Linked DNA regions of Homo sapiens: region 1 is linked to region 2. Evidence: chromatin loops called from intact Hi-C (ENCODE). Cell type or tissue: ascending aorta. All regions are shown on one strand. Links, peaks and the distances in the headings refer to the core of each region. The heading gives the core; the rest is flanking DNA.

What was found. Hi-C counts contacts between places; a loop is a spot of excess contacts. Peaks named below come from ENCODE experiments on the same cell type or tissue, not always from the same donor. Only the 100,000 strongest peaks of a DNase experiment are listed, where the experiment ranks them.
Region 1: it touches region 2 in a loop (2.0-fold over the local background); 5 of 110 quality-filtered maps call a loop at or near these places.

Annotation. Positions count from the first base shown.
Region 1 is chr17:44,574,015-44,590,367 of GRCh38, reverse strand. No RefSeq gene overlaps it. Among named protein-coding and RNA genes, the nearest start is that of FZD2, 25 kb to the right of the region's middle. RefSeq lists an enhancer at 2,510-3,075. In ascending aorta, for the core only: a CTCF peak has its summit at 8,320 (motif pointing left); a DNase peak (open chromatin) is centred at 5,617; H3K27ac peaks cover 3,007 bases.
Region 2 is chr17:44,524,891-44,541,243 of GRCh38, reverse strand. LOC105371791 (a long non-coding RNA gene) reads right to left here and starts at 5,004. Exons shown (of 3, transcript XR_934779.2): 1 at 4,852-5,004; 2 at 4,380-4,489; 3 at 3,387-3,419. RefSeq lists enhancers at 486-1,480, 6,822-7,325, 7,326-7,830. In ascending aorta, for the core only: a CTCF peak has its summit at 7,547 (motif pointing left); a DNase peak (open chromatin) is centred at 7,543; H3K4me3 peaks cover 643 bases; H3K27ac peaks cover 1,704 bases.

The DNA of each region.
Region 1 (16,353 bases), core at 3,518-11,517, 48 kb before region 2:
AACACACATGAACACACTAGACACAACATATACAAACACATGCACACACTAGACACAATACACAAACACACATGAACACACTAGACACAATACATACAAACACACATGCACACACTAGACACAATACACACACATGCACACACTAGACACAATACACAAACACACATGAACACACTAGACACAATACATACAAACGCACATGCACACACTAGACACAATACACACATGAACACACTAGATACAATACACACAAACACACATGCACACACTAGACACAATACACTATTTCCAATACAAGTATCTGCACACACACACAGATACACATATAGCTAATAAAAAACCCCAACCAAGCAGTGTGCACTCACACACACGAACTTACAGGAGGCCTGACGACTGTATTTCAAACTTCACCTCCCAACCCAAGTCCAAAATCTGTCTCCAATTATCTGGCCCGTGTTGAGAGCAACAGGAAATCCAGAGCTGCCTCTGTCTTCTGCGGGAGATGGCGGGATTTCAGTCATCTCTCCATCGTAGAAAAACAAAAGCCTTCTGGCCTTGCCTCCCTCTCCCTGCCTCTAAGTCAGCTGGGGCTAGGAGGGTGTGGGTGGGAGGGGTAGGCAGGATAGGGGAAGAGAGGTGTCAAACCAAGCCTAGGAACAGCATGAGGAGCCTGGGAAGCCTGAGTCCTGAGCATGAGTCTTTCCGCCTTCCCTCAGAACACTGAACAGGGCACTTGTGTGGGTCAAGGATGGGGCAGACAGTGGGGACTTGGAGACTCAGTAATGACTCTAGACACCAGCCTCATAAGTGACCAAGCAGCATAGCAGAATAACCACTAGACTTACGTTCAGAAGACCTGGGCTTGGCCCCAAATCAGTGAGCCAGCTGCCAGTGATTTCATTTCTTAGAACCTCACTTAGAAAATGGGGGTGATCATAGCCACCCGCCCTACAGGGTGGTTGTGAGTGGTAAGTGACTTGTGCTTGTGTAGCTGGGAAAAATGACCACACCAACGTCATTATTAGCTATGAGATGGTGTCCCAGCCTGTGTGCAAGTGGCCGCTCTCCCCTCAAAGGAGGTAGTTCTCATTGCTTCTCCAGATGCCCTTGGCTAATCCCAAAGAAGAGAAAATACTGCTTCAAGAAACCTGGGTGAGTGGCCAGGTGCAGGGGCTCATGCCTGTAATCCCAGCACCTTGAGAGGCTAAGGCAGAAGAATTGCTTGAGACCAGCAGTTCAAGGCCAGCCTGGACAACATAACAAGACCCTGTCTCTACACTTTTTTTTTTTTAAATAAAGGATCCTGGGACTTCCGTTATTCAGAATGGTTCAAAACTTGCTTCTGGACAGTCATGCCACAATGCTGATTATTCTCTGTAGCACCGGCATTTTGAAGGATTTGCAATTGTGACCATATTGCTCTGTCAGTCTTCCATTGCTTTAGTCTAAGTTCCTCCACCAGACTGGGGGTTCCCAGAGACCAAACTGTCTCCCCCGCACATTACAGTCAGGTCCTTGCATCCTCCAAGAATGCAAGGAGACCAGAACTGTCTAACGTGCTAGAATTTAGAGGGTAATAATTCAGCAGCCCCTCCCTGTGCCTTCAGAGTGGGACATTCTTATTTGCATTTCAGACTTCTACCGACACCCAAAATATAGGGAATCCAAAGAAGAAAAAGGAGTAAGACGGAAAAGGAAAACTCTTCCCCCTCCCCACCCACCCTTCTTGTATTGTGAAAGATTTGATGGGCTGATATGGTTGATGGGAAACAGGAGAATGCTGGGTGCCGTGGCTGATGCCTGTAATCCCAGTATTTTGGGAGGCCGAGGTGGGAGGATTGCTTGAACCCAGGAGTTCAAGACCAGCCTGGGCAACATGGCGAGACCCCATCTCTACAAAATTGAAAAAATAATTAGCTAGGCATCGTGGCGTGTACCTGTGGTTCTAGCTACTTGAGAGGCTGAGGTGGGAAGATCGCTTGAGCCTAGGAGGTCAAGGCTACAGTGAGCTGTCTTCACACCACTCCACTCCAGCCTGGGCAATAGGGCAAGACCGTGTCTCAAAATATGAATAAAAATAAAGTCTGGGCGCGGCGGCTCACGCCTGTAATCTCAGCACTTTGAGAGGCCGAGGCAGGTGTTCGTGACTAGCCTGAGGTCAGGAGTTTGTGACTAGCCTGGCCAACATTGGCAAAACCCGGTCTCTACTAAAAATACAAAAAATCAGCCAGGCTTGATGGCAGATACCTGTAATCCCAGCTACTTGGGAGGCTGAGGCAGGAGAACTGCTTGAACCCGAGAGGCAAAGGTTGAAGTGAGCCAAGATTGCACCATTGTACTCCAGACAGAGTGAGACTCTGTCTCAATAAATAAATAATATATAATAAAATAAAATAAAAACAGTAGAATGATGGAGAGAAACCTGAGAGGGAAGGAGGAGAGGGGAATGAGGAGAGAGTGATGTGAGTGCCTCAAGGTCGAGGAACAGCCTTCAGCAAAGGAAGAAAATAACCCCAGAGCTTGGGTTTGGGTCCCCACCGTGGGTCAGCAGAGGACAGGGTCCTGGACAGGGTCAGGAGCTCCGATGGCTCCTGCTTCTCTCTTGGAAAGCACAAACGGGGCAAGTTTTTTTCTCCCTGCAGGCTCCCAACACATAACCTTTTAACATGTGGGATTTTCCATGTGGGGTGAAGGGGAGGAAACAGTCCAGCTCTGGAATTAAGAGGCCCCCGCTCTGCCTGCCCAACCTGGAGCTCAGAGGGTTGCATGATCTGAGTGGCCCTCCTGGGAAGGCCAAGCAGAGAGGTTGAGCTTTCCAGACTGCAGAGAGTGAGTCACAGTCTAACAATGTTATCTGTCAAGTGCTGCAGCTCCCTGGCTGGTCATGCCCATGGCCTCTCTCAGCCTGGATTCTCATTGGGTGTCCTCAATCTCACAAATGTGGAGGTCACACTGGTGCCTTTCTGTGCACTCCCCACCGGCCCCAGATCCAGTTATTTTTTTCAGCATAGGCAATCTCATGGGGAACCCAGCTAAAGCGATGGGTCAGAGGTGCAAAATGCTGGAAATATGGGGCAACTTTTAAGCCCAGAACTCTTAGGGAGTTAAGAATCAGGGCTGGGTGCAGTGGCTCACGCCTGTAATCCCAGCACTTTGGGAGGCTGAGGTGGGCGGAACACGAGGTCAAGAGATCGAGACCATCCTGGCTAACATGGTGAAACCCCACCTCTACTAAAAATACAAAAATTAGCTGGGTGTGGTGGCAGGCGCCTGTAGTTCCAGCTACTCAGGAGGCTGAGGCAGGAGAATCGCTTGAACCAGGGAGGTGGAGGTTGCAGTAAGCCGAGATTGGACAACTACACTCCAGCCTGGCGACAGAGTGAGACTCTGTCTCAAAAAAAAAAAAAAAAAAAAAAAAGAATCAGGGCAGGAAGACACCAAAGGAAAAGGAACCAAGGAGGTCTGTGTGGCAAAGAAGGCTGGATTGGTATGGCATTCAACACAAGAGGCTAAAGGCCGGGCACAGTGGCTCACACCTGTAATCTCAGCACTTTGGGAGGCCGAGGTGAGCAGATCACGAGGTCAAGAGATCAAGATCGTCCTGGCCAACGTGATGAAACGCGGTCTCTACTAAAAATACAAAAATTAGCTGGGCATGGTGGTGTGCGTCTGTAGTCCCAGCTACTTGGGAAGTCGAGGCAGGAGAATGGCGTGAACCCGGGAGGCGGAGGTTGCAGTGAGCCGAGATCGCAGCACTGCACTCCAGCCTGGCGACAGAGCGAGACTTCGTCTCAAATATATATATATAATTTGTGGCCAGGCAGGGTGGCTCATGCCTGTAATCCCAGCACTTTGGGAGGCCGAGGCAGGAGGATCACCTGAGGTCAGGAGTTTGAGACCAGCCTGGCCAACATGGTAAAACCCCCTCTCTAGTAAAAATACAAAAAAGTTAGCCAGGCGGGGTGGTGCGTGCCAGTAGCCCCAGCTACTTCGGAGGCTGAGGCAGGAGAATCGCTTGAACCCAGGAGGCGGAGGTTGCAGTAACCAAGATAGTGCTGCTGCACTCCAGCCTGGGAGACAGAGCAAGGCTCTGTCTAAAAATAATAATAATAATTTGCACAACACTCTCACATACATTTTCTCTTTTGATGCTCAGAAAAGCCCATGTAGAAGGTAAAGAAAATATAACTATTTTCTATTTTTAGGCTGAGGGGGATTAAGGACCTTGGTCAAGGGCATCTGCTATGGAACGAATGGTGGAGTAAGAACTAGGACTCAGGTATTCTAACTCCAAGGTCCCACTCTTTGCTCTGCAGAAGGTGCCAGAAGCAAGCCCTGGAGAAGGGCCAGGTTGTCTTCCTCCAGCCTCGCCAGTGCATACATCACCACCTAATACCACACAGGTCATTAGCAGAGAGGTGACCATGCCTATCTGCACACGCAAGAGACCAGGGCCACAGAAGAGATGGCTTTTGATTTCTCCCTTTTCTGGCGCATTCATTCCAAGAACTCAAAGTGAACAAATGTTCCGGCCAGACACGTAACCATGGTACCTACCTCAGGAAAAGAGCAAACGGGACAGTTTCATCCCAAGCCTAGAACACAGGTCCCCATTGATCTCTGTGGTGTTTGTGTCGGCTGGGGGATGGGACATAGGGTGGGGTTCAGGGCTGACCTCATCTCCTGACTTTAGAGGGGAGGCTGTGAGTTAAAAGGAGAGCCCTCATAGGGAAGGACTTGAAGGGGTGGCAGCAGCGGTTGCAGTGACAGGTTCCAAACTCTTCCCATTTCTCATACTCAAAGCAGAAAGAGGAGGTGGCAGCAGGGGAGGAGTCTCCAATTTCAGAGTGACTCAGATCAGACGATTGGCTGATACTGATCAGCGGTAGACAGTGCATAGATGACAGACACCTGTTTGGCTCTCCAGCGCTCACTGGGGTGGGGCAGGAACGAGGATGCAAGATAGAGGGGACTTGAGACATGAGAGGTGGAGAAACGAAGCCTGAGTGGGAGCCAGGCCAGGAAAGATCATCCCCTGAGACGTGGGATGAGCAGGCAGCTGTGGGCCAGTTACCTTTGAGAAAGACCCTGAAGGATATGGGAAATTTATATATATATATATATATATATATATATATATATATATATAATTTTTATTTTTTAGACAGAGTCTTGCTCTGTCTCCCAGGCTGAAGTGCAGTGGGGAAATCTCGGCTGACTATAACCTCCGCCTCCTGGGTTCAAGCGATTCTCCTGCCTCAGCCTCCTGAGTAGCTGGGATTATAGGCTTCCACCACCATGCCCGGCTAATTTTTGTATTTTTAGTAGAGACAGGGTTTCACCATGTTGGCCAGGCTGGTCTTGAACTCCTGACCTCAAAGTGATCCATCTGCCTCAGCCTCCCACAGTGCTGGGATTATAGGCGTGAGCCACCATGCCCGGCCTATATTTTTCTTAAAAAGAAAAACCTCATTATTCTTACTTTCTAAACAAAGCATGGCTGGGAAAAGAGAGAGAGAGGAGGGCATCCGCCATGGCAGAGGAGCAGGGGTACATGTTCTGGGCAGAGAAAGGACGACTGGGGCGAAGGCGCAGGGTGGGAACGTGGGCACACGGGGAAACACTGAGTCAGTCTGGAGCGTGAGGTAGTGGAAAAAGGGACTGGGAATGTAGACCAGAGCCATATCACGGAGGCCCTTAAATTCCAAGCTAAGGAATTTGCACTTCATTTAGTAGGCCACGGGGAACCTCTACAAGTGACTGGATTAAAAGCGCGCTTTAGGAGGAAAATTTCAGGCTGTGGATGAACTGCAGGTCTCATTACATTAGTTAAGCTGCCAAAGAAAGATGTGGGCTCCTTCAGGTTGCCGTTCTTGGGAACTGGAACCGGGAAGAGAGTCATTCAAAGTTCCCAGGTGTTGATTCTGCCCTTATTCTGAGGAGGCCTCAATAAGGTGTGAGCCTCAGGTTGATCACAGGTTTATGAAGCAGGCAGGTGAGCAAGCAGTTACTCTGCCTGGTGGGCCAGGACTCCCTCCTGTCAAGGTGAAGTGCTCTGCACTGCAAAGAAACCTGCAAAGGTTTCCCACACAGAAGGGAACAGGAACCCTAGCTTTTTCTTGGTCTTACTTTAATCTAAAAGCGCTGCTAGCAAACACATTTTATGTTTAGCTGGCACCTAATCTGAGGAAGTTTCAACCTGCCAGTCATGAAGCAAACAACATCCGCTGAACACAGCCAAGTGTCCAGCTACCTGCTCTTTGTCCACCATCCTGACACCACAGAGGGGTTAGGATGAGAAGACCGAAGCACTGAGTGGCCCACTGGACTGAGTGACTCTGGGAAGCCCTTGGACTCAGGGGTAACTCTGACCACAAGACAAATGTGCCTGGGCCAGGTGCAGTGGCTCACACCCATAATCCCAACACCTTGGGAGGCCAAGGTAGGAGGATGGCTTGAGCCCAGGAGGTCGAGGTTGCATGAGCTATGATTGTGGCACTGCATTCCAACCTAGGTGAGAGAGTGAGACCCTGTCTCTAGAAAAACAAACAAACAAACAAACAAAAAAAACCTGTGCCCCATCCCTCAGCTTTGCTTAATTGGGTTGCAGAAATTATTATTGAGAAACAAAGAAAAGGTAAAAACAAGAACAAACAGACAAAAACAAAAAACAAAAAAAAACACATTCTCCTCACTCCTAACCCTCTACAAGAGGTCAAGTGAGGTCACCCCTCCTTGACTTGCTGAGGATGGCCAAGCCATGAAAATGGCTTCCTAACGGATGCAACAAGGCAAGACAGTACAGGGCAGGCAGGAAATGACACAGTGAGTTGGACCAGGGACAGATGGAGGAGTTTACCCCAACACAGTGCCTGGAGGTACCTGCTAATTATTTATGCATTGTATTAATGAATCTCAGAAATCAGGAAGCACTTATTATAAGAGAAATGCAATCAAATCTGCAGTGAGGGCTGGGTGCAGTGGCTCACGCCTGTAATCCCAGCACTTTGGGAGGCTGAGGCGGGCGGATCATGAGGTCAGGAGATCGAGACCATCCTGGCTAACACTGTGAAACCCCGTCTCTACTAAAAATACCAAAAAAATTAGCCAGGCGTGGTGGTGGGTGCCTGTAGTCCCAGCTACCAGGAGGCTAAGGCAGGAGAATGGCATGAACCCGGGAGGCGGAGCTTGCAGTGAGCCAACATCGCGCCACTGCACTCCAGCCTGGGCGACAGAGCAAGACTCTGTCTCAGAAAACAAACAAACAAACAAACAAAAAACAACTGCAGTGAGAAACCATCTTTTACCTATAGGATAGGCAAAGATCAGAAAGCTTGATAAAATTCTGAGTTGGTGAGGGTGTAGGAAACAGACTTGTGTGCCCCCCGATTGCAGCTGTAAATGGGTAGCTTCTGTGCAAGGTGATTTAGCAGTATTGATCAACATTACAAATGCATGCCATTTCAGGTAAGCAGGTTCACTTCTGGGGATCTATCCTGCAGAAATGCACACGTGCAAAGCGATTTAGGGAGAAATGTATTTATTGCAGCTTTGCTTGTAACTGTACAGGATTAGAAAATAGAGGGCTGGTAAAATTGATTATAGTTAACCTATTCAATTAAATATTATGAATTATGATATGGATTAATCTGCAAGATAAATTACTTTGAAAAAGCTAGGGGAAGAATAGTGTGTATAGTACGATATCATTTGTGTGAGGCATAAAAAATAATATGTGCATGTTTGTATGCTAACATTGACGTGGAAAACAATATATACTTGCTTATATAAGCATAAACTGTCTCTAGAATGAAACACTACAAAACTTCCTCAGCTTGCTCCAGGAAGGGGAACTGCACAGCTGGGAGGCAGGTACATTGCATATTCATTTGTACCTTTTAAATTTTATACTACGTACAAGCGGTACTTGCTAAAAAAACATCTGCAGTGGCTCACACCTGTAATCTCAGCACTTTGGGAGGCTGAGGCAGGCAGATTGCTTGAGCTCAGGAGTTTGAGCCCATCCTGGGCAACCTGGCGAGACCCCACCTCTACAAAAAGTAAAAAATTAGCCCAGCATGGTGGCACATACCTGTCTGTAGTCTCAGCTACTTGGGAGGCTGAGGTGGGAGGATCACCTGAGCCGAGGAGTTTGAGGATGCAGCGAGCTGTGATCGCACCACTGCATTCCAGCCTGGGCGACGTAGCGAGACCCTGTCTAATAATAATAATAATAATCAGCAGCAGCAAGTGCCATGGAGATTCCTCCAACAGGGTGCCCGCCTGGCAGTGCCTGTGTGTTCATCTACAGCACCCCCTGCTGCTGTTTGTGAGCATGCGCTGTGCAGGGCTCGGGGGGAGGTGACAGGGTGGGGGATTTTTTTTTAAGACAGAATTTCACTCTTGTTGCCCAAGCTGGAGTGCAATGGCTTGATCTCGGCTCACTGCAAACTTGGCCACCTGGGTTCAAGTGATTCTCCTGCCTCAGTCTCCCGAGTAGCTGGAATTACAGATATGAGCCACCATGCCCGGCTAATTTTGTATTTTCAGTAGAGACGGGGTTTCTCCATGTTGCTCAGGCTGGTCTTGAACTTCTGACCTCAGGTGATCCGCCCACCTCGGCCTCCCAAAGTGCTGGGATTACAGGCGTGAGCCACCGCGCCTGGCCAGGGTGGTGGATTCTTTCAGGGAACACTGCATCCTCTTTAAAGAAACGCAGAGAGAAAAAAACAGTGTATGATGCTGGAGCTGCAAGAGCCTTGGAAAGGACAGGATGAGCTGGGTGCCCTGGTGTGCACCTGTAGTCCCAGCGCTTTGGAGGATAGAGGCAGAAGGACTGCTTGAGCCCAGGAGTTCGAGGCTGCAGTTAGCTATGATCGACACTGCACTCCAGCCTGAGCGACTGAGTGAGACACTGTCTCAAAAAAGGAAAAGAAAAATGAAAGGACAGAAAGTATTGTTTGGCGTCTGAGATCCCAGGCATAGCAGAAGGGGCAGTGGGAACGGATGGTCCTGGATTTGAGTACTGAATCTGTCTTTGTCAGCTGTGAGCCCTTGGACACATGACCCTTCTAATAAGTCTCAGTTCTTGCCCCATAAATTGGGCTAATAATGCCTTCCCTTAGGGTTGTTGTGAAGATCAAATAGGGCACAGAATGTGAACAGTGCTTTAGAATTAGAAAAGTGCTATAAAAATGCTAGGGGATTATTTTTAACTAGCCCCCCTCATTTTATGAGGTAATAAGAGGAAGTATAGGGCAGTGGTTAAGACAGGGACTCTGGAGCCCAGAACTGCCAGAATTTGAAACCCAGCTTCACTGCCGTCAGGGGTGATCCAGGGTGAATTACTTAATTTGGAGACCTCTGTTTTTCACCTGTGAAATAGGGTTAATAATAACATTTTCATAGGGTTGTTGTGAGGATTAAGTGAATAAATATATATAAAGCACTTGGCATCGTGTGTGGCACACAGTAGATGCTGTGTAAGCATCTGCTATGACTGACTTTTCATCATACATGCAATGCTAATGTACCTTACGTACCTTACATAGGGACTTGATAGGTGTTAACAAGCAGTACCATTTTACATGTGAGGAAATTCAGGCCAGGAGAGGGGACATAACTTGCCCAAACGCCCACCCCAAAGAACTCTAGGCACCTCCTAGACTTAAGTGCTGTAGTTTAGAGGGCATTCCCAGGTAGGGGTGTTATTTCTTAATTGAGCTCAGGAGTTCGAGTCCATCCTAGGCAACATGGAGAGACCCCATCTCTACAAAAAGTAAAAAATTACCCTGGCTTGGTGGCACATGACTGTCTGTAGTCCCAGCTACTTGGGAGGCTGAGGCAGGAGGATCGCTTGAGCCCAGGAGTTTGAGGATGCAGTGAGCTGTGATCGCACCACTGCATTCCAGCCTGGGCGACAGAGCAAGACTCCCTCTCATCATCATCATCATCATCATCATCATCATCATAAGCAGCAGAAGCAGATAATGCTATGGAGATTCCTCCAACAGGGCACAACCTGAATTAACAACTTGAATTAAAGCAGGGATAGATGGAGAACAGAGGAAGGGGGACCATGAGGAAGAGAAGCTTTGGAAGAAAGAGAGGACGGGGTTTGTGGGGAGACAGATGGGTATCCTGCTTCAGGCTCTATGAGAACTTAGCAAACAGATGTGGCACTAATAGGAAACTGAATTAGAATAACAGGAAATGAGAATTAGGGTTGCAGGACCCTGGAAGAACTTTAGGGTACAGAATCAAGGATAGGAGATTTTCAGCTAAGCTCTTGTGGGGGGTGCAGAGGTGGGTAAGAATTGAGAACACGATGAAAATTATTCATCTGCCCTATGAATAACTATTCCCCCAAAAAGGCAACATGGTATAATGGAAAGAGCACTAACAAGTATTTATTGAGTATCTACTATGTACCAGGCTATAAACCAGAGAGTTAAAAGGCTACTGTTTGTTAACTGGGTGCCCTTAAGCAAATGACTAAATCGCTGAAGCTCCGTTTTCACAACAGGCATAGCAATACTTACCTGGCAGGATTATCATAAAAAATGAAGTTAGGTGATAATTAACATGGAGGCCAAGCACAGTGCCTGGCATCCCGTTGGCACTCACACACATTAGATGCATCTAAGTTGAATATCTCTACGTAGGGCACTGAGCCAGGTACTAGGAGGAATACGAGAAGCTGTGAGATGGGAAGCCTCTTGCCAAAGGTGTTTGGGATCTAGTTAAAGAAACAGGACAGACGCATGAAAGATTTAAACAAACAGAAAACAGTTACCATAGTACATTCCACAAACTGGAAATGAGAAGCTAAAGAGTTTGAGGCGTGGGCATTCATCAGGGGCTGGGCTGAAGGGGGCTCCGGGGCTCCCTGAAGACATGACCTTGAGGGACCTACTGAGGTTGAGAAGAATGAGGTGCAGGGCAGGCAGAGGAGTAGAGGAAATGTGCTGGCCCTGAAAGCAGTGAGCAGGAACAAGGGTTTACTGAACGCTTTGGTCAGTTACCTGCCAGGGGCTTTCCAGGACCTATTCCTACTGGATCCTCACAGCAACTTGTGAGACACTTATCTCTATCCCCATTTCATAAGTGAGAAATGTTGAGAATCAGAGAGGCTAAATAACTCACTAAAAGTTTGGGAGACTGAGGCAAGACAATTCCTTGAGGCCAGGAATTTGAGGCCAGACTGGGCAACACAGCAAGACCCCATCTCTAAAAATAAATAAATAGCTAGTGTGGTGGCGAGCACCTGTAGTCCTAGCTACTCAGGTGGCTGAGGCGTTCAAGGTTACACTGAACTATGAGCTCACTACTACACTCCAGCCTGGGTGACCGGGAAAGACTCTGTCTCTTAAAAATAAAGCAAAACAAGGCTGGGCACGGTGGCTCACACCTGTAATCCCAGCACTTTGGGAAGCTGAGGTGGCCAGATCACCTGAGGCCAAGAGTTCAAGACCAGCCTGGCCAACATGGTGAAACCCCGTTTCTACTAAAAATACAAAAATTAGCCGGGCGTGGTAGCGCATGACTGTAATCTCAGCTACTCGGGAGGCTGAGGCACAAGAATCACTTGAACCCAGCAGGCAGTGCTTGCAGTGAGCTGAGATGGCACCACTGCTCTCCAGCCTGGGCGACAGAGCGAGACTCCATCTCAAAAAAAAAAAGGGGGGGGGGTACAAAACAAAACTGGATTTGCGAAAGCCATAAGGAAGAAACTAAAGATCCTGTGAAGTATTACTAAAGCAAGACAGGTGCTGAGGCTGGGTGCGGTGGCTCACATCTGTAATCCCAGCACTTTGGGAGGCCGAAGTGGGTGGATCACCTGAGGTTAGGAGATCAAGACTATCCTGGCCAACATGGTGAAACTCCATCTGGTGCTGAGATGGGGCTAGAGAGGTAACACAGTCTGCCATTCAGACTCTCATACACCAAAATTAAGAACTTTGGATTTGATCCTAAATACAATGGGAAACTACCGAACAGTTAAAGCAGGGGATCCAACTGATGTTGGGGAAAGAGCATTCTGGGCTGTTGTGTGGAACAGGATTGAAGTGGCCAAGAGCAGAGAGAGAACCAAATTCCAGTTATCTCAGAAGATTGGTGGTGGCTTGGACTGGGGTGGCAGTGGAGACAGACAGAAGTACATGAAAGTCTATTTTAGGAATAGAAGTGTGAGATGTGGCTGAATTGGGTATGAGGAGAGTTAAGAGTGTTTGAAGACAACGCTGACTCTGAGATCAGGAAATGCCACTTCTGAGATTGAAAAGATTGAAGGAGGAAGCAATTTGAGGCAGGAGGGAGTAGATCAGGGGCTTAGTTCATGTGGCAAAGAGAAGACTGTAATGTAAATTTACCCTGAGAATACTCAACCCTGCTAGAAAAGATAAGTGTGTAGTTTGGAAAACATGGGTGAAACATTTTAAGATGTTTCAACAAAATGTTTTTTAGACATAGGCAGAACGGTGTGTTAAATAGTTAGCAAGTAGAGCATCTGTGTGTTAAACATAGAAAGGACCAAGAGATGCCTAACATTCATGAGGCACCTGGGTACTAAACAGCCATGCTATACTAAATGCACAAAAGGTACTAAAGATTCCTAATATCCTAAACATGCGTAAGACATACAAAGCACTAAATACACCAAAGGCACTAATATTCAGGAGACACCAAATATGTATGAGCACTCAATATTCATGAGATTTTGTTTTGTTTTTTTTGAGATGGAGTTTCGCTCTTTTTGTCCAGGCTGGAGTGCAATGGCACGATCTCGGCTCACCGCAACCTCCGCCTCCTGGGTTCAAGCGATTCTCCTGCCTCAGCCTCCTGAGTACAGGCATGTGCCACCACCCTGGCTAATTTTGTATTTTTAGTAGAGACGGGGTTTCTCCATTTTGGTCAGGCTGGTCTTGAACTCCCGACCTCAGGTGATCCACCCACCTCGGCCTCCCAAAGTGCTGGGATTACAGGTGTGAGCCACCGTGCCCGGATGTGTGTGTGTGTGTTTTTTTTTTTTTAGATGGAGTTTCACTGTCACCCAGGCTGGGGTACGGTGGCACAATGGCACGATTTTGGCTCACTGCAACCTCCGCCTACCAGGTTCAAGCGATTCCCCTGCCTCAGCCTCTGGAGTAGCTGGGATTACAGGTGACTGCCACCACACCCAGCTAATTTTTTTGTATTTTTAGTAGAGACGGGGTTTTGCCGTATTAGCCAGAATGGTCTCGATCTCCTGACCTCGTGATCCGCCTGCCTCAGCTTCCCAAAGTGCTGGGATTACAGGCATGAGCCACCATGCCTGGCCTGTTTTTGTTTTTATTTTTGTTTTGAGACAGTCTTTTTCTGTCGCTCAGGCTAGAGTGTAGTGGCGCAATCATGACTCACTGCAACCTCTGCCTCCCAGGCTTAAGTGATCCTCCCACTTCAGCCTCCCAAGTAGCTGTGACTACAGGCACGCGCCACCAGGCCCAGCTAATTTTTGTATTTTTAGTAGAGGTGGGGTTTCGCCATGTTGCCCAAGCTGGTCTCAAACTCTTGGGCTCAAGCAATCTGCCTGCTCCGCCTCCCAAAGTGCTGGGATTACAGGTATGAGCCACCGCACCTGGCCCGTGAGGTTTTTTAAAAAATAAGTTTGATTTTAATTGACACATAATAATTGTACATATTTATGGGGTACAGTGTGATGTTTTGATACATATACACATTGTGTAACCATCAAATCAGGGTAATTAGCATATCCATCACCTCTCATAAGGTTTTTTTTTTTTTTTTTTGAGGCAGGGTCTGGCTCTGTTTCCCAAGCTGAAGTGCAGTGGTGTGATCTCAGCTCACTGCAACCTCTGCCTTCCAGGCCATCCTCCCACCTCAGCCTCCTGAGTAACTAGGATTACAGGCATGCACCATCACTCTTGGCTAAATTTTTTTTGTATTTTTAGTAGAGATGGGGTTTTGCTGTGTTGTCCATGCTGGTCTCGTGAACTCAAAGCAATCTGCCTGCCTTGGCCTCCCAAAGTGCTGGAATTACAGGTGTGAGCCACAGCGCCTGGCCCCTCTCATGAGGTTTTTTTTTTTTTTTTAATTTCCAACTTCTGAGTTTAGGGGTATGTATGCAGGATGTGCAGGTTTGTTACATAGGTAAACGTGTGCCATGGTGGTTTGCTGTGCAGATCATCCCTTCACCTAGGTATTAAGCACAGCATCCCTGAGCTATTCTTCCTGATGCTCTCCCTCCTCCCACACGAGGTTTTAATTCAATCTATTGGTGACATTTATTCTGGCCCATGTGCCCTCTGCTCAAGATATACAAATATAATCGTGGCTGCTCATCAAACTAATTAGCAAGCTACAGCTACGCCCCTGCAAACTTGACTTCCTCTGTCTGAAAAAGCAAGTGTGTCATTGGACCAGGACATCTATCTGTGGGTACCCCTGCTTAAATGTCAACGCTGGCCCTTGTAACATCCTCATCAGGGAAGGAGATGCAATAGAAAAAGATACAAAACAGATGAACCTGTGCACCCTAGATTCAGGTAGTATGGTCCTTCCACCTAGCTTGCACCCTACCCTAACTTGGTTAAATAGCCCCATCCCTTTTCCCTTGCATCTTGCTCTGTGTTTTAAGTTGATTTAATAAACCATGTGATTCGAGCATTTTAGCTTTGTCTAGGAGCCTTTCTGTTGTGTGACCTCAGAGATAGCTCTGTGGTCATGAACTTGGAGGCTACTATTGCAGCAAGATAATTTCCCACATGACAGAAGTCATGGGTGTATTTTTTTTTTTTTTTTGGCAAGTGAGGTAGCATGTTTAAAGTGGTGTTTTGGCAAGATTATGTGGCAGCTGTGTGTGGCATGGATTGAAGCAGAGAAGGCTGAAGGCAGAACTAAGACGAGTGCTGGCTAGAATCTCTGAGATCCTAAACCAGTGTAGGAGCACTAGAAATAAAAGAATGGGGTGTATTTTAAGAGACATTTTTAAAGGAAACATCAGTAGGATTTGGTGATTTACTGGAACTAAGAAAGAGCAAATGGGCCGGGCGCAGTGGCTCACGCCTGTAATCCTAACACTTGCAAGGCAGGCGGATCATTTGAAGTCAGGAGTTCAAGACCAGCCTGGCCAACATGGTGAAACCCTGTCTCTGCTAAAAATACAAAAATTAGCTGGGTGTGGTGGTACACACCTGTAGTCCCAGCTACTCGGGAAGCCGAGGCAGGAGAATCTCTTGAACCTGGGAGACAGAGGTTGCAGTGAGCCAAGATCATACCACTGCACTCCTGCCTGGGTGACAGAGCAAGACTCCATCTCAAAAAAAAAAAAAAAAAAAAAAAAAAAAAAAAAAAGAAAGAAAGAAAAAAAAAGGAAAGAAAGAACATATGAGTAGAATCAAAGACCATCTAAAGTTTCAAATGCAGATGGCTGAGGGAGTGACAGAACCACTGAATGTAACAGGTGGCCTAAATCTGTTAAGTTTTAGATTCGTTGGTTGTAGCTGCCCATGGGGTGATCCAACTGGAGATAACCTGATTACATCCAACAACGGCCTTGGCATTGATTAATCCTTCTCTCCTTTCCCTCTATTTAGTTTCCAAGTGATATTGCTCTTTTTCATGAAAATACCTTGTTTCTGTCTCTTGCTTTCTCTTATCTGTTCACTGCTGTCTCTCCAGTTCAGGTTCTTGTCCTTACGTTCCAGATTATTATAATAACCTCCTAACTGGTGCCTGCTCACAGACATCATTGAAACATTCTGGTCTTGGTGGGAGCAGTTTGAGTAATTGCTTCAAATGGACAAAATGGCTTGTTACACCTTTCCTCCTTCGATGCCATGTGGATGGCTACAGGAAATAATCATCCTGGTTCCATTCTCTTCCCATGCAAAGTGCTGGGTCCAGGGGAGTTGAGAGGATTTAGCAGCTTTGTTGCATTCAAGACAATTGGTCTGAAATTCTATTGATGATTGGCTGTTGTGGAGGGAATTGAGGCTATGAAAGATAGGCCATGTCCTGCAGCCACAGCCCAGTAAGGACACCAAGTGACTCTTAAAGAGTGACAAATGAAGGCAGGGTACATGGTGAATGGTTATCTCACCCTCTTTTTCTTTTTTTTTTTTTGAGATGGAGTCTCGCTCTGTTGCCCAGGCTGGAGTGCAATGACATGATCTCAGCTCACTGCAATCTCTGCCTCCTGGGTTCAAGCGATTCTCCTGCCTCAACCTCCCAAGTAGCTGGGATTACAGGCGCCCGCCACCACACCCAGCTAATTTTTGTATTTTTAGTAGAGACAGGATTTCACCACGTTGGTCAGGCTGGTCTCGAACTCCTGACCTCATGATCTGCCCACCT
Region 2 (16,353 bases), core at 2,716-10,715:
GCCCAGCGTTGTGGCTCACGCCTGTAATCCCAGCATTTTGGGAGGCTGAGGCGGGTGGATCACTGATGGTCAGGAGTTTGAGACCAGCCTGGCCAACATGGTGAAAACCCGTCTCTACTAAAAATACAAAAATTAGCCAGGAGTGGTGGTGGGTGGTAGTCCTAGCTACTCAGGAGGCTGAGGCAAGAGAATCACTTGAACCCAGGAGACGGAGTTCGCAGTGAGCCGAGATCATGCCACTGCACTCCAGCCTGGGCGACAAAGTGAGATTCTGTCTCAAAAAGAAGAAAAAAGAGAAAGAGATGTCACGTGCATTGTGGAAATTGCAAAGTGTGATATGGACATGAGGTATCACTATCCCTGAAGTGCTTGTGTGTGTGTATCCATCCTTTTGATAGATGTTCCAGGGGAGGGGAGGGGACACACTGAGAACCAGGGACTGCCATACGGGATGCGTTGCATCTTTCCATATCTTCACAAGGATTTTGAGAGGATGATATTGTCCCCATTTTACAGATGAGAAAACTGAGGCTCAATAGCTGATATAATTTGCCCAAGTTTATAGAAGCTCATAAAAGGGGGCATCTGAATTAGAAAGCAAGATTCTTGGGTCTCTAACAGGTTATGTGGCCCCAGGGTCTGGAAGCATTATTCGTAGGTCCCTATGTTTAGAGCAAAGATTTCCCCAAAGGTATGAGTCCTTCTTCTCCCTCTAGTTAGGCTCAGTTAGGAACTAACTTGGATTCACAAAATCCATCTCCTCAGAGTACAAAGGTTAGGGAGGGTTTGCAAAGTGGGTGAGAAAGTCTGAAATGGGCCCAGATGACCAGATAAGATACATGGCCAATGGGGACATTCTCTAGAAGGGGATCCAGGGATGGGTACTTCAGCCTCAGGGCATCCGTGGATCAGAGCTGCCCCGTCTCCCATCTCAGCGGGGCCAGCCCCCTTCTTTGTGCTCTTTTTTTTCCCACAGTCCAGCAAGGGGGGTACTGGGATCCCAGGCCCACCCCCTCCTGCTGGGCAGCACCCCATCAACCCCCACATAAAAAGCTTGAGAGTGGAGAAGGAGGGGGGCATTCTCACTCTGAGGAGGCCTCGGCACCCTTCTCCCTTTCTGGGGAACAAGAAACTTGCTGATGGCTTGGGCCCCTTCCCCAGCCCCTGGCCCCAGCCCTGGCTCCCCCAGACAAAAAGCTGCTTTACATGAGAAGAGCGGGCTGGCCTGGCCTTACCCGGGCACTCAAAGAGGCGGTAGCCCCTGACAGCCGCAAGACTGCCCCTTCCCCCACGCCGAGGCCTCGTTTAGTTGCAATTAGCAATTCTTTGCATATCCCCCCACGGGGCTGAGAGGGACGCTCGCCCTCACCTCCCAAACCCAGCCTTCAACCTTCCGAAGCCTCCCAGCCGCGGCTCCCATCACTCTCCCCTCTCCTCCCTCCTCCCCAGTCTCCTCACTGCCCCACCCCCAGCTCGCAAACTAGCTCATCGGCTTCCTGAGTTCTCCAAAGAGGGAGGCACCCAGAGGGGCCAAACCTAGGGTGCTCAGGGTCAGGGTGGGGGTGACCCCCTCCTCGATCCACACTGCCCCTTCCCTCCTCCTTTCCCACTTGCCACCCCCTCTCCAAATCAGGCGTAGCTTTTGGATCACTGGGAGGGGAAAGATAGAGGGAAAAGACATTTTAAGAAAGAGACCTGGGGCTCACGCCTGTAATCCCAGCACTTGGGGAGGCCGAAGCGGGCGGATCATGAGGTCAGGAGTTCGAGACCAGCCTGGCCAACACGGTGAAACCCCGTCTCTACTAAAAATACAAAAATTAGCCAGGCATGGTGGCGCACACCTGTAATCCCAGCTACTTGGGAGGCTGAGGCAGGAGAATCGCTTGAACCTGGAAGGCAGAGGTTGTAATGAGCCGAGATCGTGCCACTGCACTCCAGCCTGGGCGACGGGGGAAACAAAACAAAACAAAACAAAACAAAAAACAAAACAAAAAAAGAAAGAAACAGATCTGAGGGTGAATTGGTGGTGCAGAGATTCGGGGTGCTTGAGAAGGGGAGGAGGCTCTGTCTCGGAGGGAGTCGGGGACTCACCTCTTCTCCCCAGGCTGGTGGGCCTCTCCTTCATTCAGAAGGGCTTCTCTGCAGGGCTGGGGACCTAGAGCCCTCTGATGCCACACCAGCCAGGCAGTGGTAGGGTGGTGCAGCTTTGGAAAATGACTAAGAGGAAATAGAACCCCAGAGCTCTTGTGTTTAGGCTCACACAAATCCACTCCTCAGTATTTGGTCCACCTGAGGCGGGCGTGGGGGTGGGGGTAGGGGAGGGGAGGGAGAGTCAGGAACGTCTTCAAGCCCTTGATCCACATTAATTTTCCCCAGGGCCCTCCCCTCCACTCCCCCAAGTCTCCCGTGGACTTTTCCTGACCCCACCAAGGGGAGCCCCCGGTACAGCGGGTGCTCTAGAGCTGGCAGAGAGCAGGGGACCAGCCAGGCCTGCACTCCCCACACCCGTAGGACCTTCCTTTCCCTGTGGACTGAGACCAAGCATCCCTGGGGGAGAAGACCCCTTCTTTCAGCAATTCCATCCTTTAATTCTGCCCTGGCCTTAAGTGGGGGTCTGTGGGGAGTGGGGTATGATGTGCAACAAACACTTGTGGTCTACCTGGTGGTTAAGGGGCAGAGCAAGGCAGAGGGACTAAGCCCCCTCCCCTAGGGTCATCTCAGCTCCAAGTGTGGCTTTTATGGAGGACTCAGGGATTCCTGGCTGGTATGCTGCTGGTGAGGGGCATCTCCTAGGGGTCTCTAGGATTTATGGAAGGAAGAGGGCAGGACTGATTTAGAGGCATAGCAGAGGCTCATGGTTGAGCTGAGATGGGCTGGGTTATTTGGGGTAGTCCTCTCCCCATTTTAAGTATTGTAGTGTACCCTGCACTAGGGGGTGGGCAGGCATGGCTTAGGTTTAAGAGATAAAGGAGAAAGATCTGGCTCCTTTTGAGAGGTGAAGCTAGCTGGACTTTCTGGGTGGAGTGGGGGCTTGGAGAATTTCTTGGCTAGCTAAAGGATTGTAAATGCACCAATCAGCACTCTGTAAAAACGCACCAATCAGTGCTCTGTGTCTAGCTACAGGATTGTGAATGCAGCAATCAGCACTCTGTAAAATAGACCAATCAGCACTCTGTAAAATGGACCAATCAGCAGGATGTGGGCAGGGACAAATAAAGGAATAAAAGCTGGCCACTCCCCCCATCCCCACCCCCACTCCCAGCCAGGAGACCCAACCCGCTTGGGTCCCCTTCCCTGCTTTGGAAGCTTTGTTCTTTCGCTTTTCCCAATAAATCTTGCTGCTGCTCACTCTTTGGGTCCATGCCATCTTGAAGAGCTGTGACACTCACTGCGAAGGTCCACGGCTTCATTCTTGAAGTCTGTGAGACCAAGAACCCAAGAAGCCTGTAAGACCAAGAACCCATGGGAAGGAACCAACTCCAGACACACTTTTAACAACCTGTGATGGGCTCTCAAAACTCACATCTTAGGCTGGCGTGGTGGCTCACGCCTGTAATCCCAGCACTTTGGGAGGCCGAGGCGGGTGGATCACGAGGTCAGGAGATCGAGACCATCCTGGCTAACATGGTGAAACCCCGACTCTACTAAAAATACAAAGAAATTAGCCGGGCATGGTGTTGGGCACCTGTAGTCCCAGCTACTCAGGAGGCTGAGGCAGGAGAATGGTATGAACCCGGGAGGCAGAGCTTGCAGTGAGCTGAGATCGCGCCACTGCACTCGAGGCTGGGCGACAGAGCGAGACTCCGTCTCAAAAAAAAAAAAAAAAACCTCACATCTTTGGAACCTGGCCTGACATCTCAGAACCAGGGAGAAAACTGCAGATTGACTCTCAAAGAAGGGGTTCATTGGAGGCCTCAGGTGTTTCTGGAGAAGTAATCACTCATGATTATTTCCTAGGGAATTTGCCTCCCTTTCCCTTCAGAAGTCCCCAGCCATTGTTTGGGAAGAAAAAGTGCCATTTGTTTTTCATTTTTTTGAATTTTTAATTTTTAAAATATTTATATTTCATTTAAAAAAATAGAGACGAGGTCTCACTATGTTGCCCAGACTGGCCTCGAACTCCTGAGCTCAAGCAATCCGCCTGCCTTGGCCTCCCAAAGTGCTAGGATTACAGGCGTGAACCACTGCACCCAGCCTAAAAGTGCCCTATAAATGAAAGAAGGGATGTAAGTTCCCAGCTGGAGGTGAGGGGGTGGAAGAGGTAACTAGGAAAGTGGGAACTGAGGTCCTAGCCGGTGGGAGAGAGGCGCCATCTCGGGCTTCCTCCTCCAAATCTATCCCTGAGGCTTTCAGTACAAGCCTGGATTCCAGTTCCTCACCAGCGCCGGGCGAGGCTGGGCTTCTGGACCCCTGGGACGCTGCCTCATTCAGCTTGCTGAGAAGCTCCGGGTCTCTGGACCTGTGAAGACCTCGTGGCCACCCAGCTGCCCTGGGAGGAAGGAATTGAATGGGGGTCAAGTGTTGGGAGGTCTGGACAGGAAGCAGTTGTGAGCCAAAGGCAGGAAATGCTCCTTAGGAGCTGTCCTCCCACAGCTAACCTCCTCTGAGAAGATTGTTCACCACCCTCCCCTCCAGAGCAAGGAAATGAGGACAGAGGGAGAATGAGCCAGGGGCCCTGCCACTCACTGCCACCTCCCATTCCTGCTCACCAATTTCTGTAGTCTGTCCAGGTCCAGACCCTCCCTAGCCTAAGGTGTCTGGAGCTCCATCTGGCTGACAGCCCCTCTGTCTGGCCCCACAGTCAAGGCCCTCACAGTTTGTGGTCAGCAGGCCTTGTCTCCCTCCACTCACCCAGGAGCACTGGGCACCCAGCCCCACTGCTGGCTGGCCTTGCCTCCCTGGCCTTTGCTGTTTTGGCCTTCGTGTTTCCCTCTGCTCTTCTCCCCAGGGCAGAGTCCCACAAATCTTTAGAAATACAGCTGGAACCTGGAATCCGCTGAGACAGCTTCCCTGAAACTCTCTCCCTCAGGAGTTCCCGCCTCTGAGGTTCCTACACCAAGTTGTTCTCACTTCTTAAAACACAGACCACATGTTCCCCTGCTTTAGAATATTCAAATGATCCTGTCTGTCTTCCACTGAGCTGAGAGTTCCCAGAGCAGCTCTGCCCCACAGAAATAAGATGGAAGTCACAGATGCCATTTAAAATGTTCTATCCAGCCTGGGCAACATAGTGAGATCTCACCTGTTAAAAACAAACAAAAACCTACATAAAAGTTAGCTGGGTACAGTGATGCATACCTGTAGTCCTAGTCCCAATGACTGAGGAGTCTGAGGCAGGAGGATAGATTGAGCCCAGGAGTTTGAGGCTACTGTGAGCTATGGGAAAATTAATTTTTTGAGACAGGGTCTCACTTTGTCACCCAAGCTGGAGTGGAGTGGTGTGAACACAGTTCACTGCAGCCTCAACCTCCTGGACTCAGGCGATCCTCCCCCGCCCTCAGTCCCCACAAGTAGCTGGGATTGCAGGTGTGTGCCACCATGCCCAGCTAATTTTTGTATTTTTTGTAGACACAGGGTTTCACCATGTTGCACCGGCTGGTCTCGAACTCCTGAGTTTAAGCGATCCGCCCGCTTGGCCTCCCGAAGTGTTGGGATTACAGGCATGAGCCATCGTGTCTGGCTAAAATTAATTTTAATAATATATCTTATTTAACCCAATAGATCCAAAATACTATCATTTCCACGTGTAATCAATATAAAAGTTGTTAATGCTATATTTTACATTTTTTTCAAAAAGTCCTTAGAATTCAGTGTGTATTTTGCACTTTCAGCACATCTCAACTTGGATTAGTCCTGTGCTCTACAGTCATGTGGCTGGTGGGTAGTATATTAGCACAGTTCTAGAGAACAGGGATGGAGCCCTGTGTCTATACTTACATTAAGTCCAGATAATGTCTTGTTTAAAAAGCCCAGTTGTTTGGCCAGGCATGGTGACTCACACCTGTAATCCCAGCACTTTGGTAAAAGGTGAAAGATTTATACGATCTGAAGAGAAACCAGACTATACTCCCAGCACTTTGGAAGGCCGAGGTGGGTGGATCAGCTGAGGTCAGAAGTTCGAGACCAGCCTGGCCAACATGGCAAAACCCCGTCTCTACTAAAAATACAAAAATTAGCTGGGGGTGGCTGGGCGCAGTGGCTTACGCCTGTAATCCCAGCACTTTGGGAGGCTGAGGCGGGCAGATCACCTGAGGTCAGGAGTTCGAGACCAGCCTGGCCAACACGGTGAAACCCTGTCTCTACTAAAAATACAAAAAAATTGCCAGGCATGTGGTGGGCACCTGCAGTCCCAGCTACTCAGGAGCCTGAGGCAGGAGAATCGCTGGAACCCGGGAGGCAGAGGTTGCAGTGCGCTGAGACTGCACCATTGCACTCCAGCCTAGGCAACAGAGTGAGGCTCTGTCTCAAAAAAAAAAAAAGCCCGATTGTTGGAATCAGACTGCTTGGGTTTGAACACTGGCTCAATCACTAGCTGTGTGACCTTAGACATGTCCCATAACCACTCTGTGCCTTAACTGTCTCCTCTGTAAAACAGGCCTAACAACTCTCATAGAATTGCTGTGAGGATTAGGTAAAGAACTTAGATCAATGCCTGGCATACAGTAGGTGCTCACTAAAGGTTGGCTGTCTTCATCTTTGCAGGATGCTAACCTTGGCCCAAAACAATCATTTATTTATTTATTTATTTATGACAGGGTCTCTCATTCTATCACCCAGGCTGAAGTGCAGTGGGACGATCTCAGCTCACGGCAACCTCCACCTCCTGGGCTCAAGAGGTCCTCCCACCTCAGCCTCCTTAATAGCTGAGACTATAGGCACATGCCACCATGCCTGGCTAATTTTTAAGTTGTCTGTAGAAAAGAGGGTCTCACCACATTGCCCAGGCTGGCCTGAAACTCTTGGGCTTAAGCCATCCTCCTGCCTCCCAAAGTGCTGGGATTACAGGCCTGAGCCACCATGCCAGGCCTCTTGCCCCAAACAATCGTTTGCTGGAAGATTAAATGAGAAAAATAGTGCTTTGCCCTCCAGCCGATTGAGGCAGAAGTGAGAGCTGGGTGGGGCCAGTGAGTTTTGTCTGGAGAAGTTGGAATAGGATGGAAGAGGCGCAGGCTGTGGGTGGCGGGAGGCTCTCTGTAGGGCGAGATGGAGGTTTACAGCTGGGCTGCCACGGAATTTGGAAACTAACATCAGCATAAGGCCTGGATGATTCATTGCTGCAGCGAAGCTTCTGGGGTTCAAAGAAGGAAGGTCTAGAGGGCTGGAGCCTGCAGAAAACGCTTCAAGGAGCAGCGTGAGGTTTGAAAAGCCAGCGAGCAGCGGGTGATGTGGAGCTCCAAGCTCATTGCTTGGAGAAAAGGGCTGGTTGGGACAAAGGGTCTGATTGGAGTCAGGCCCGCTGCCTCTGGCGGGTGGCCTCCCTCGCTAGCGGTAGGCCTCGCGGGAGAGGGGAGCATCTGAGGATTGCATTTTAGGGCCACAGCGCCCTCTGCTGGACATGGGGACCTGGGGCAGCAGCACGAGTGGGAGCAGGTGACAAAATGTGCGGGAAAAGGTCTGTGCCAGATAGGGTCCTTCCCATTCCCAAGCACCCCTAGGAGGATCACACGATTGGAATCCCTTAACAAGTATAGGAAGTTTATAGAAAATGAGCAAGTCTTGAAGTGTAGCCACCTATTGGTTCATCTTTATTTGCTCACAGTTGGTGTAGATGAACGTGTACTACATTGAGTTTATTTCATCTCGTAATCCTTTGGAGTTATAGGACTGTGGGTTAGAGGCAAATAATAATAACAGCTAATGCTTGTATAGCCCTATGATGTGCCAGGTGCAATTTTATATTATTTTACAGATGAGGAAACTGAGGCACAGAGAAATTTAAATCACCAGCATAACATGACATAGCTGACATAGAAGAGCCAGTATGACTGCAGAGTGTGTACACAAAACCACCACTTCCTACTATTTCTCTGAAATAATCAAGGCCATTTTCCCCTTTACATGAGGTATGGTAAGTCCTGGGTGCTCCATGAATCTAGACCTTCCTAGTTCTGTTCCTGATTCTCAGACCGCTGCTAATTTTTTTTTTTTTTTTTGAGACAGGGTCTTGCTTGATTGCCCAGGCTGAAGTGAAGTGGCATTATCTTGGCTCACTGCACCCTTGACCTCCCTGGCTCAAGCAATCCTCCTGCCTTAGCCACTCGAGTAGCTACAGGCGTGTGCCACCATGCCTGGCTAATTTGTGTATTTTTTTAGGGACAGGGTTTTGCCATGCTGTTCAGGCAGGTCTCGAACTCCTGAGCTCAAGCAATCTGCCTGCCTCAGCCTCCCAAAGTGCTGAGATTACAGGCATGAGCCACAGCTCCTGGCTTAAAGAATTTTTTTTTTTTTTAAGTCAGGGCTGGCTGGGCGCAGTGGCTCACGCCTGTAATTCCAACACTTTGGGAGGCCAAGGCGGGCAGATCACTTGAGGTCAGGAGTTCGAAACCAGCCTGGCCAACATGGTGAAACCCCGTCTCTACTAAAAATACAAAAAAATTCGCTGGGCGTGGTGGCATGTGCTTGTAATCCCAGCTACTCAGGAAGCCAAGGAAGGAGAACTGCTGGAACCTGGAAGGCTGAGGTTGCAGTGAGCCAAGATCGCACCACTGCACTCCAGCCTGGGTGACAGAGCAAGCCTCCATCTCAAAAAAAAAGTCAGGGTTGACATTTATTGGTTTGTCATGCATGTCGGGGAGAAAAAGCCATCTCTTTTCTTCACCCATCACAAGGTTCATAGCTGACACCACTATAATAAAAGACAGATTAACAAAATAAAAGCATAACAAATTTACTTAACCAAAGTCTTATGTGATATAGGAGGCTTCAGAAATGAAGACCAAAGACCTAGGGAAAATAGTATATTTTTATGCTGAGTCTGAAGAAAGAAATGGATAGCTGTGGAAAAACATGATTAGAGGAAAAGGGGTATGATCTGATGGAAATAAACTGGGAGAGAACTCAGGAAGACCTATCTTTTCAGGTTCTTTTTTTTTTTTTTCCCGAGACGGAGTCTTGCTCTGTCACCCAGGCTGGAGTGCAGTGGCGTGATCTCGGCTCACTGCAACCTCCACCTCCCGGGTTGAAGCAATTCTCTTGCCTCAGCCTCCTGAGTAGCTGGGATTACAAGCACCCGCCACCACACCCAGCTAATTTCTGTATTTTAAGTAGAGACGGGGTTTTACCATGATGCCCAGGCTGGTCTTCAACTCCTGACCTCATGATCTGCCCACCTCAGCCTCCCAAAGTGCTGGGATTACAGGCATGAGCCACCGTGCCCAGCTTTTCAGGTTCTTTTTGTGTGCGTGTGCCTCTATATGACTTTCCTTCAACCTCCTCCCCCACCATTCCCCAGGTATGGTGCAGAACATCTGTCGCATGTGGGTCTTATGACCTAATTTCAGAGGAGATAGGTCAGAGAATTATTTTATAGATAGTGCTCACACAGAAAGGCCAGAGAAGGTCAGTGTGACCTCTGGAGGCTGAGGTGGGAGGATCGCTTGGACCTAGAAGAGTGATCGCCAAGGTACCATGTTTTGGGGTACTGTGTCCTGCACCCTGTCAGGAACTAGATATGTGGCATGCACTGTGCCGAGCACACTGTTGGATTGTCTCACTTAAGCCCAAGAATGGCCCTGTGAGACGACTATTATTATTTTCCTTCTTTGACTAATGGAGAAGTGTCCAGGCATGGCTTAGCTGGGTTCTCCACCCAAGGACTTGTGAGGCTGCATTCAAGGTGTTGGCTAGACCATGGTCTCATCTGGAGCTTTGACTGGAAAATGTGCTTCCAAATTCATTCAAGTTGTTGGCAGAATTCATTTCCTCATGGGTACAGGACCAAGGGTTCCAGCTTCTTGCTGGGTGTTAACTGAAAGTGAATCCTTTCCACGTGGGCTTTCCCAAGGTATCAGTCGGGGTCCTTCAGAGAAACAGTAGGATGCAAACATACAAACACAGCAAGACATTTATTCCAAGGAACTGGCTTATGCAACTGTAGGGGCCCGCAAGTCTGAAATCCACAGGAGACTGGCAGACTGGAAACTCTCAGGCAGGAGCTGATGCTGGAGTCTTGTGGCAGAACTTCCTCTTCCCTTTCTTAGGGAAGCTTTAGTTTTGTTCTTTAGTCCTTTCAACTGATTGGATGAGGCCCATCCCCGTAGTCGAGAATAATCTTTTTTTTTTTTTTTTTTTGAGACAGAGTCTCGTTCTGTTACCCAGGCTGGAATGCATTGGTGTGATCACGGCTCACTGCAGCCTTGACCTCCTGGGCTTAATTGATCCTCCTGCCTCAGCCTCCTGAGTAGCTGGGACTACAGGTGCACACCACCACATTTAGCTAACTTTTGTATTTTTTGCAGAGATGAGGTTTTGCCGTGTTGCCCAGGCTGGTCTTGAACTCCTGCGCTCAAGGCATCCTCCCACCTCGGCTCCCAGCTGAGATTACAAGTGTGAGCCACTGCACCCAGCCTGTTGAAAATAATCTTTATTTATGGTCAACTGATTGTGGCTATTAACCACATCTATAAAATACCATCACAGCAACACCTAGATTAGTGTTTGATAGAATAATTGGGACCTACAGCCTAGCCAGGTTGATGCATGAAACTAACCATCACACCCAACCTGGCTGCTCGCTTCACTAAGCCAGCAAGGAGAGTCTCTAGAGTGAGTTGGCCAGCAAGGAGTCTTATAAAATGTAATGAAATCGAGTGACATCTCATCCCTTTTGCCATATTCTATTGGTTAGAAGCAAGTCATGGAGCCAGGCACAGTGGCGGCATGTGCCTATAATCCCAGTTACTTGGGAGGCGGAGACAGGAGGACCGCTTGAACTCAGGAGTTCAGGAGTTCAAGACTAGCCTGGGCAAAATAGTGAGACCCCCCATCTCTTTTTAACAAAAAAAAAAAAAAAAAAGCAGCAAGTCATGGGTCCCACCCACAATCAAGGGAGGGGATTTCATGATGGTGGTGAATGCCAGAAGGTAGAAACATCTGTCCACCACAGAAGCTAAGGTTCAGGGAGCTTAGGAAGAGGCCTAGGGTCACGGTGGTGGTAAAACCGGTGGCCTGTTAATGGCCCTGCTGGAAGAGGCCCCTGTCCTGTTCCCTGCTGGTTGCACTTCCTTATGCTGACTCAGGTGTGTGCTGAGGTTCCTGGCTCTCTCCCACACTCCTTAGACAACTCAGCCTTTCCTAGGTTCCACTGTCACAGATAGGTGAGGTTTAAAGTTCGCTTACTTCCTTTACTTACCTTCCTCTTGGATCCTAGAACACTAACTTCATTACATCATTTATGTTGTACATTCTTTTTTTAACCTCACTGGACACCATTACTACTGTTTATGTAGTCAGTACTTGTTTAGATTCATCTACATATCTGTACTCTTCATTTCTTTTTAAAATTATTATTATGGTTATTATTATTTTGAGACGGAGTCTCACTCTGTCACCAGGCTGGAGTGCAGTGGCGCAATCTTAGCTCACTGCAACCTCTGCCTCCCAGGTTCAAGTGATTCTCCTGCCTCAGCCTCCCGAGTAACTTGGACTACAGGTGTGCGCCACCAGGCCCAGCTAATTTTTGTATTTTTAGTAGAGATGGAGTTTCACCATGTTGGCCAGGATGGTCTCAATCTCTTGACCTCATGATCCCCCCGCCTTGGCCTCCCAAAGTGCTGGGATTACAGGTGTGACCACCATGCCCGGCCTTAAAATTATTTTTTTTATTGTGATGTAATTCACCATTTTAGGCTGGGCATGGTGGCTTACACCTGTAATCCCAGCACGGAGAGGCCAAGGTGGGAGGATTACTTGAGATCAGGAGTTCGAGACCAGCCTGGCCAACAAAGTGAAACCTTGTCTCTACTAAAAATACAAAAAAAAAAAAAAAAAATTAGCTGGGCATAGTGGTGGACACCTGTAATCCCAGTGTGTCTGGAATTGGTGGGTTCTTGGTCTCACTGACTTCAAGAATGAAGCCGCGGACCCTCACGGTGAGTGTTACAGCTCTTAAGGTGGCACGTCTGGAGTTTGTTCCTTCTGATGTTCGGATGTGTTAGGAGTTTCTTCCTTCTGGTGGGTTTGTGGTCTCGCTGGCTCAGGAGTGAAGCTGCAGACCTTCCCGGTGAGTGTTACAGCTCTTAAGGCAGCGCGTCTGGGTTGTTCGTTCCTCCCGGTGGGCTCGTGGTCTCGCTGGCTTCAGGAGTGAAGCTGCAGACCTTTGCAGTGAGTGTTACAGCTCATAAAAGCAGTGTGGACCCAAAGAGTGAGCAGTAGCAAGATTTATTGCAAAAATCAAAAGAACAAAGCTTCCACAGTGTGGAACAGGACCCAAGTGGGTTGCCACTCTTGGCTCGGGCAGCCTGCTTTTATTCTCTTATCTGGCCCCACCCATGTCCTGCTGATTGGTAGAGCTGAGTGGTCTGTTTTGACAGGGCACTGATTGGTGCGTTTACAATCCCTGAGCTAGATACAAAGGTTCTCCACGTCCCTATCAGATTAGTTAGATACGGAGTATGACACAAAGGTTCTCCAAGGCCCCACCAGAGCAGCTAGATACAGAGTGTCAACTGGTGCACTCACAAACCCTGAGCTAGACACAGGGTGCTGATTGGTGTGCTTACAAACCTTGAGCTAGATACAGAGTGCCGATTGGTGTATTTACAATCCCTGAGCTAGACGTAAAGATTCTCCACGTCCCCACCAGACTCAGGAGCCCAGCTAGCTTCACCCAGTGGATCCTGCACCGGGGCTGCAGGTGGAGCTGCCTGCCAGTCCCGCGCCGTGCGCTCCCACTCGTCAGCCCTTGGGTGGTCGATGGGACTGGGCATGGTGGAGCAGGGAGTGGCACTCGTCGGGGAGGCTCGGGCGCACAGGAGCCCATGGAGGGGGTGGGAGGCTCAGACATGGTGGGCTGCAGGTCCCGAGCCCTGCCCCGCGGGAAGGCAGCTAAGGCCGGGTGAGAAATCGAGCCCAGGGCCGGTGAGCTGGCACTGCTTGGGGACCAAGTACAGCCTCCGTAGCCGCTGGCCCGGGTGCTAAACCCCTCATTGCCCCGGGCCGGCAGGGCCGGCAGGGCCGGCCGGCTGCTCCGAGTGCAGGGCCCACCAAGCCCACGCCCACCCGGACATCCAGCTGGCCTGCAAGCACGGCACCCAGCCCCGGTTCCCGCTCGCGCCTCTCCCTCCACACCTCCCTGCAAGCTGAGGGAACTGGCTCTGGCCTTGGCCAGCCCAGAAAGGGGCTCCCACAGTGCAGCGGTGGGCTGAAGGGCTCCTCAAGTGCCGCCAAAGTGGGAGCCCAGGCAGAGGAGGCGCCGAGAGCAAGCGAGGGCTGTGAGGACGGCCAGCACGCTGTCACCTCTCACCAGCTACTTGGGAGGCTGATGCAGTAGAATTGCTTGAACCCAGAGGCAGAGCTTGCATTGAGCTGAGATCACACCACTGTACTCCAGCCTGGGCAACAGAGCAAGACTCCATCTCAAAATAATAATAATAATAATAATAATAATAATAATAATATTCACCATTTGAAGTGTACGATTCAGTGGCTTTTAGTATATTGACAAGGTTGTACAACCATTACCACTATCTAATTCCGTAACATTTTTATCACTCTCAAAAGAAATCCTGTACCTATTATTTGCCATTCCTCCCTCCTCCCCCCCTCTCTGGCAACCACAAGTGTACCTTCTGTTTCTGTGGATTTGCCTACTCTGGACATTTCACATAAATGGAACATGTAATATGTGGCCTTTTGTGTCTGGATTCTTTCACTTAATATAATGTTTTCAAAGTCCATCCATGTCATAACATGTATCAACACTTCATTCCTCTTTATGGCTGTATAATATTCCGTTGTATGGATATACCACATTTTGTTTATCCATTCATCTGTTGATGGACATTGAGTTGCTTCCACTTTTTGGCTATTATGAATCATACTGCCATGAACATTTGTGTACAAATCCTCATCCCTTCTTGCATCTCAGACCTTCCATCTGGGATCCCTTTCCTTCTGCCTGAATTGCATCCTTTAGAATTTTTTTCATGAGGCACTTCAGTGAGGCTGATAGCAAACTGTTTTAGTTTTTACTTGTTTGAAAATTCAGTCTTGGCTGGGTGTGGTGGCTCACACCTGTAATAACAGCACTTTGGGAGGCCGAGGCAGGTGGATCACCTGAGGGTCAGGAGTTCGAGACCAGACTGATCAACATGGTGAAACTCCGTCTCTACAAAAATTAGCTGGGCGTGGTGGTGGGTGCCTGTAATCCCAGCTACTTGGGAGGCTGGGGCAGGAGTAGGCTGCCCCACTTGAACCCGGGAGGCAGAGGTTACGGTGAGCTGAGATCATGTCATTGCACTCCAGCTTGGGTGACAGAGAAAGACTCCATCTCAAAATAAAAAAGAAAGAAAGAAAAGAAAAGAACATTTACTCTTGAATTCTAGGTTGGAAGTTATTTTCTTTCAGTATGTTCAAGATATCATTCTACTGGCTTATGGCTTCCATTATTGCTGTTGTTGAGAAGGCTGCTCTTAAGATTTTCTTTCTATATTCAGGCCAGGCGCAGTGGCTCATGCCACCTAGCACTTTGGGAGGCCATGGTGGGTAGATCACTCGAGGTCAGGAGTCAAGACCAGCCTGGCCAACACAGTGAAACCCCGTGACTACTAAAAATACAAAAATTAGCTGGATGTGGTGGTGGGCACCTGTAATCCCAGCTACTCGGGATGCTGAGGCAGGAGAATCTCTTGAACCTGAAGGCAGAGGTTGCAGTGAGCTGAGATCATGAGCTGAGATCACGCCACTGCACTCCAACCTGGGTGATGGAGTGAGACTTTCTCTCAAAATAAAATTTTTTTTCTTTCTGTATTCAGAATTCTGACATTTCATTGTGATGTATCTGCATGTAGATTCTATTTTATTTATCCTGCTTAGAATTCTTCACGCTTCCAGAACTTGTGGATTGATGCTCCATCAGAATTGGGAAATTCTCAGCCATTATCTTTTCAAATCTTCACCTTGCCACATTCTCTTGTTCTTTCCTTTAAAAAAAAAGTATTTTAAATAAAATAAAATGGGGTCTTGCTGTTTTGCCCAGGCTGGGTTCAAAATCCTGGCTCAAGCAATACTCACATAGTGGGATGAAAGGTATGCATGCACCACCATGCCTGGCTTCTTTTTTTTTTTTTCCTTCTAGAATTCTGATTAAACGATATTAGATTCTTTCATTGTATCCTCCATGTGTCTCAAACTCTTCTTTTTGTCCCTTTTCTGCATTCTGGGTAATTTCTTCTGCTCTGTCTTCCAATGCCTCTCTGGGATCCCACTTTCCTTTAAGTTTTGGCCTGGAAATTCATCTCTCTTGTCAAATATCTGTAATATTGCTAAGGATTTTTTTTTTTTAATTGATCATTCTTGGGTGTTTCTCGCAGAGGGGGATTTGGCAGGGTCACAGGACAATAGTGGAGGGAACGTCAGCAGAAAAACAAGTGAACAAAGGTCTCTGGTTTTCCTAGGCAGAGGACCCTGCGGCCTTCCACAGTGTTTGTGTCCCTGGGTACTTGAGATTAGGGAGTGGTGATGACTCTTAAGGAGCATGCTGCCTTCAAGCATCTGTTTAACAAAGCACATCTTGCACCGCCCTTAATCCATTCAACCCTGAGTGGATACAGCACATGTTTCAGAGAGCACAGGGTTGGGGGTAAGGTCACAGATCAACAGGATCCCAAGGCAGAAGAATTTTTCTTAGTACAGAACAAAATGAAAAGTCTCCCATGTCTACCTCTTTCTACACAGACACAGCAACCACCCGATTTCTCAGTCTTTTCCCCACCTTTCCCCTTTCTATTCCACAAAACTGCCATTGTCATCATGGCCCGTTCTCAATGAGCTGTTGGGTACACCTCCCGGACGGGGTGGTGGCCGGGCAGAGGGACTCCTCACTTCCCAGTAGGGGCGGCCGGGCAGAGGCGCCCCTCATGTCCCAGACGGGGCGGCTGGCCGGGCGGGGGGCTGACCCCCCCACCTCCCTCCCGGACGGGGCGGCTGGCCGGGCAGGGGGCTGACCCCCCCACCTCCCTCCCGGACGGGGCGGCTGGCCGGGCAGAGGGGCTCCTCACTTCCCAGTAGGGGCGGCCGGGCAGAGGCGCCCCTCACCTCCCGGACGGGGCGGCTGGCCGGGCGGGGGGCTGACCCCCCCACCTCCCTCCCGGACGGAGCGGCTGGCCGGGCAGAGGGGCTCCTCACTTCCCAGTA